2 separate regions of the Homo sapiens genome follow, and region 1 is linked to region 2. A link is a contact called in ENCODE Hi-C or POLR2A ChIA-PET data. All regions are on one chromosome and are shown on one strand. Each heading gives the region's core, a stretch centred on a gene start or an enhancer-like site at or near the end of the contact. The rest is flanking DNA. Distances are from core to core; before and after follow the strand shown. Region 1 has its middle 56 kb from the start of C1orf21-DT. Region 2 overlaps C1orf21 (chromosome 1 open reading frame 21).

What was found. A loop is a pair of places that touch in the nucleus more often than their neighbours do. ChIA-PET counts read pairs that join two places held with the same protein, here RNA polymerase II (POLR2A). Pooled maps may share reads with other maps.
Region 1: a pooled map shows a loop between it and region 2 (2.0-fold over the local background). The contact joins two enhancer-like sites. A Hi-C loop is called at or near these places in 5 of 50 pooled maps. POLR2A ChIA-PET finds 5 or more read pairs at or near these places in 2 of 52 experiments (GM12878 and WTC11).

The regions. Positions count from the first base shown.
Region 1 is chr1:184,328,744-184,331,904 of GRCh38, reverse strand. No RefSeq gene overlaps it. Among named protein-coding and RNA genes, the nearest start is that of C1orf21-DT, 56 kb to the left of the region's middle. Within about 2 kb of position 1,489, at least 2 of the 41 ENCODE cell types and tissues checked have a DNase peak (open chromatin) inside an H3K27ac peak, as active enhancers do.
Region 2 is chr1:184,560,921-184,564,114 of GRCh38, reverse strand. All of the region lies in intron 3 of C1orf21 (chromosome 1 open reading frame 21), which reads right to left. Among named protein-coding and RNA genes, the nearest start is that of C1orf21, 180 kb to the right of the region's middle. Within about 2 kb of position 1,603, at least 3 of the 41 ENCODE cell types and tissues checked have a DNase peak (open chromatin) inside an H3K27ac peak, as active enhancers do.

The sequences.
Region 1 (3,161 bases), core at 240-2,739, 230 kb after region 2:
GAGATGTAGAGACAGGTTTCACCATGTTGGCCAGGGTGGTCTTGAACTCCTGACCTCAAGTGATCTGCCCACCTCGCCCTCCCAAAGCGCTGGGATTACAGGTGTGAGCCACTGTGCCCGGCCACAGCGCCATCATTTTTAAATCAATAAGACCAATATTCCCAAGGGCACCTCTAAAGAGGATCTGGGTTCCCTGAAACCTCCTGGGTAATGGGACAGGACTAGATGATTAGGAATGTTTGGGGCCCTTCTAGAGATTTCTGGAAGACCTGTGCTGTGTTTCTTTCACTCAGCTCATAAAGTAGCCTTAGATCTAGCCACTCTGTTAGCCAGGAAATCAAGTGAAAAGATTTCATAAGAGGCCCCAGAAATAACTTCCATAATTAACATCATTGGAGGGATATCTCATCTGCTCACAATTTCTTTTTATCTCACCTATTTCTGTTGGAGAGTGTAATAAGGACTCGGAATATGGCTCCTTCTCAAGAAATTCTTAAAGAAAAATAGAACTCTTCCCCTCCCCCAACAACCGTATAGATGCCTGCTAATATTTTCCTTAGAAGAATATCACTTTAACACATATACATGCTTGAGGTATGTCGAATTGTATCTTTTATTGAGAAATTTACCATGTAATTCTGGCAGGTAGATGACCTAGATAATATTCTAAAATATGTAGTTTTCCGCATTTAAGTGGCTGAAAAGCTTAGGTCTAACGAAGTCTAATGAAGATTTGTTAGTGGACGAAAGGAGCTAGGGAAGTGCACACAGAATTGCTAAAAGGAAAGTGTCAAAACAAGCATTCATGAAGGCTGATTGAGAATCTGCAGAGTAAAACAAGTAGACACAGGCCTTTGTGGGTTCATGTGATTCCACAGCTACAGGGGAATCGGGTAGGCTTAGAAGGTTAAAGTGATGTAGTTTAAAGCAGAAATTTAAAACATAGATTCCCACTAAATAACCCTTTGATAATTTTTCAAAACAGGAAAAATCTTGCACATTTTTATTCCCATGCCATGTGAGAAATCAAATCCCAATTCTTTTACCTTCTACTCTCTAATAAATTTTTGTTTGCTTTTACTTCTTTTTGGTAAAATGAGCAAGTCCTAAAATGAGATGAACTCCATTCTAATTCCAATTCTGTTCTCAAACAAAATAAACTTTTTGTTCTTTGTCCTCCAATAACCTGACCAGTATTCTATTTTTACCTCTCAGCCCTGAAATGCCTTTGACTCTTAATTTGAATTTTCCTCATCTTGTAAATGTTCTGAGCGAGCTTTGGAGAGGTCTGCATTTGGTTCACTAGGCACAGTACAATTCTTACAAACTGTTGAGCTTCAGTTCAGGCTTCCATTATTCATACATCAAATTGCTTCTGGGGGTATGACACTTTGGACGTGATTGGAAGGCCAAGTGAAAGATACTTAGCGGTCTCACATGACAAGGCCACTTGGACAAAAGGACTTTGTACACGTGATTCACACAATGGGAAATCATGAACTTTTTCTCACCCTGTAAGTGGCATTGCGCCAGAGTAAACTTAGGAGCTACCCTTTGGCATGATTCTGGAAATCTTTTCGGCTCTGATATTTGGAGTTTTAGTACTAAAATAAAAATTAGCATTGGGAAGCACTTAATTATTTGTCATGGATTAAAACTATATAAGCTCCTACATTTTATCCAAGAATACTACCCTCTTATAGGGTAGAAGTCTCATTCATTACTAACATTTTATTTGTTTACACAATAATTTGTCATATAAGAGAATGTATATAAAAGATAAGTGTATGATAGAGCAATAAAAATGGAAAAAACAAGATAATAGACTTAAATTCATTGTTTATTTAAGTCATAGTTGTTCTTTGAGAGAACATTCATTTAAGTGAATGTTGTCCTTCCGGAAAACAAGCTTTTTCATTTAAAAAAGTGTTTTTTGGGCTGAGCATGGAGGCTTACACCTGTAATCAGAGCATTTTGGGAGGCCGAGGCAGGAGGATTGCTTGAGCCCAGGAATTTGAGACCAGCCTGGGCAACATGGCAAAACCCCATCTCTACAAAAAATACAAAAATCAGCTGGGTGTAGTGGCATGTGCCTGTAGTCCCAGCGACTCAGGAGGGTGAAGTGGGAGGATTGCTTTAGCCCCAGAGGAGGGTGAGGCTGCAATGGACTGTGATCGTGCCACTGCACTCCAGCCTGGGTGACAGAGCAAGACCCTGTCTCAAAAAAAGAAAAAGGAAAAAACAGTATTTCTGAAGCTCCCACTTTATGCTGTGCACTGTGTGTTGGCTGTTATGGAGAACGTAGGGGACTATAGAATGTAGGATCAACATAGATCCTGTTTTCAAGCAGATTACAGTCTTGTAGAGAAGCAGGGTAGTAAAATTAAGAAAGAAGTGGGTTCCCACAGTTACACTTAGTATGAGTCAGATATTTTATCTCTTTATATCTTATCTTCACAACAATATTGCAAAGAAGATATTATCCTTGTCAATTTATAGTATGGGAGCAGTGATTGAGGAAGGTGAGTAACTTCCCTGAATTTCCTCGGCTAGTAAGTTGTCAATGCGGGATTTACATTCAGATGTTTCTCCCTTTAGAGAAACAAATGTTTTTCACTATGCCCACCAACTTCCTATTTCTAGCACGCTAACCACTTTGTTTCTTAGAAAGAGTCACTCAATCATTCTATATCTTAGTTTCTTGGTCTATAAAATGAAGAGGTTTCTTACCTGGAGTGGACATTCATTCTGTTGCCTTTCCGCTAACCAAGACCAGACAGGATGTCCAGCTGAGGCCACAGCTTCACACTTGGGATCAGGGCTGTTGGAGTGCCCTACATTTGATGGGGGGAACACAGTCAGAGTGGCGGAGCCCTGAAGAAAAGTAGGATTTGGATGGACACAGAGGAAGTGGAGGGTCTTCTAGATTGAGGCAGAAGTCAGAACAAAAGCCAGCCTCCAGAGCCAGGAGTGAGGCTGGGCTGTTTGCCAGAGAGTGAGAGTTTGCAGTGGTGGAGTGAAAGGGGCCTGGGGTACAGTATGGGGAGGAGGGTTGTTGGGTCTCAAGATGAAGGAGAACCTTGATACCAGGTGTTTGCACTCAACTGAAAGGTTCACAGAGCCATTTTAAGACTTGCCAAATCACTGTGCCGCTATTTACT
Region 2 (3,194 bases), core at 354-2,853:
TTCAGGTATCTCCAATGTCAGAGCGCAGGCTGTAGATCCTGACCTCATTCAAGCATCCACGGTGAAATAATGCTAACAATGACTGTTGATCACCTCTGAGAATTCACTTTGTGCATAGTAACCACAACAGCCTTACGATATAAGTACTATTAGCATTTCTTGATTTTATAGAGGAGGAAACTAGGTCACAGAGTGGTTAAACTGCTCAAGAGCCCAAACCCCTGAGACTGTGTTCCTAAAATTCACCAGACAGTTAAATATTCTCTGTCCACCTTGTGGATTTCCACAATCTTCTTTAAGAACTTCCCCCAACCTTGTATTTTCTTTCCTAGATGGCTTGTTCCAAAAGAAAACAGAAATCTCCTCGAACCAGCCAACCAAAGCAGCGACAATGGATAGAGGATAGCCAGAGTTCAAGTAAAATCATTTTGAAAATATTTTCACAAGAAATCATTTTGCTAGATTACACTATTCTCTGCTTATAATTACCTTCAGACATTCAATTCAGGAATAATGTCAAGAAGGTGCCCATGTAACTAGACATGTAAAAAATGATAACTAGAATTTGCTTTCTAGTCTGACGGCCTGAAATTATGTATGCTAGGGGGAGCTGTTGAACAATTTTAAGGTTTTTATCCATTTGGTATTTTTAGAGTTGCATGTGGTAGTGCTTTGGGGTAGGATGAGCTTGTAATTTTTAATTAAAACCCATTTAACCTCAGCTTGGTAACTTTTAACCAACACAATGTTTTGCTGCAGAAGACATTTTAAAATAAGTTGTATTCATTACATGTGCAGTTAATTTTTATTCATGCAGAAGCATTTATCACCCATTGTTTTTTCTCCTATCACATTTAAGAACTTGATTAAAAGATAACACAACATAGGTGTTAAACCTAAAGAAAGAGGCAGTGTCTCTAGAGCATTATTGATGATGGTAAGATGTGCATCTCATAGTAGTTAACAGAATCTCTAATATAGAGGAAGCAAAGAACCAAAACCTTGGCAATCAGGAAATCTTAGCTCTAACTCTCTTGCTCCACAATTCAGCTAAATGACCTAAGTACTTGTTAATAAATCATGATGCAGAAAATACACAGGACTAGGAAGGTTAGAAAGCAGAGCACCACTTATGCTGAACTGACACAACTTTGGTCATGTAGGCTCAGTCAAAAATAGAAAATGTGATGTAAACATAAAAGGTCACACAATAGGCAGAACTACCCCAAAGTCTATATAATTAGGAATTAAGCACACGTGCAAATATATATCCTTCTCTGAACTTTCATTAGTGGTCTACAAAATTACTTGTTGTAGAACAGTGCCTACATCTACACAAAATAATTTTAGTAGTAAATGCTTAAATTTTTTGAATGAATAAAGATGATCAAGTCCAGCAGTTACAAGTTTGCAGCACTTTTAATACTTGCTTCTTAAAAGAAAATGAAGAAGAATCATTCGTGTGTGCTGAAAGGCGCTGTGTAGACAAATGACAATTTACCAAGATATCACTATGTTGCCTTAATTATTCCCTCGATGCTTCATACATTGCTTCTCCCGTATGGGGTGAATGACTTGAAGTAGGAGGCAATGTCTTTACACGCTGCTCAGATATTTCATGCAGCTGCTAGGGCTGTGCCAGGCAAAAGGAACTCAGTGAACACTTGTTGACTGATAAACTGTGCAGATGAAAATGTGAGCTACTTCCTATGTAGTTTATCCAAGTTTATGGGAACATTCCTGTGGTACGGGGAGAGATATTGCTATATAACTGCTGTTTAAAAGGTGGAGTGAACAACCTAACACCATTTGTTATAATTTACTCTTTGAAAATTACTAAGTCAAATATAATTTTTTTCTTTCCATTCTCAAGTCCAGGAAAATTGTTGCTTATGATTAGAAGATCTGACAGCTGCTGGAACACTGGGGCAAAGGGGTTTTCCTGCTTTCCATGAAAATATGTGAGTTACTCCATGTACTAGTTTTCTAGAACCATTTAGTTTGTTCTTAGAAATAGCTTACAGCAGCATCCACAACACATAGGTCCTTTTGCAGTTGGCAACAATGAAACTACTATTCTGGTACACGGGCTAAAAAAAGAAAACCTAAAAAAGGCCTTTTGGTGGGTGAAAAATGATCTTAGATAATTTTAAAAAAGAAAGAAAGAAAACTGGGGGTGGGGGGAAGTGCCCAAAGGAACATGTTTTTAAAAACCCCACTTTGGGAGGCCAAGGTGGGCGGATCATGATGTCAGGAGTTCGAGACCAGCCTGGCCAAGAGACTAGCCTGGCCAATATGGTGAAACCCCGTCTCTACTAAAAATACAAAAATTAGCCAGGCATGGTGGTGGGCGCCTGTAATCCCGCCTACTTGGGAGGCTGAGGCAGGAGAATTACTTGATCCCGGAAGGTGTAGTTTGCAGTGAGCCGAAGATCACACCATCGCATTCCAGCCTGGGCAACAGAGCCAGACTCTGACTCAAAACAAACAAACAAACAAACAACCCTAGAAACATACCTGTTCAACAAAGTCAGACTTTTGGAATCAAAAGTTGCTTTTCAGGGAGCAACTTAAAAAGATTTAGGAGAGAAAACACTTTGAGAGGTACTGGGGCTAAGGCACATGATCTGAGTATGTCCTTTGATTCAAATCTACTGATCCTAAAATGCCAGGTCTTGGCTTTATCTCATCACTGACAGCACACTGTCATCCAGATAAAGTCTATCTGTTGGATTATACCAGCCCAGGATTATACCTATATCCCTGCTCAAGGTGGTTTGGCAAAGTTCAGCAGGTATCCTTCCCTGGCTCCACCCTGAAGCCTTAAAATTAGGAGGAGGAGGGAGCTGTACACCAGAGTGTCTTTGAGGAGGGCAGTGGGTTGGGTGAGAGAACCAGCTCTGCAACACATTAAAATGCCTTCTTGCTGTGGCACTGGCAGGCTTAGGTTGGGCTAGGCAAATCCACTGCCCTGCAATTTATTCTAAATATGGTAAATGCCCTTGTCAAGATGATCTTGCTAAAACTGGATTATTCCACAAAGGCTGGAAATATACCTCTACTTAGCAAAGGATTTCTCATAGAGAACACAACAGCATTGTAAACAAGAGTCTTAACAGAATTCAGAAAATAAATCTTTCAAGAAGGCTTAAGCACATCAGAGAGCATCATTTACATACAGATAACTGGCGTAC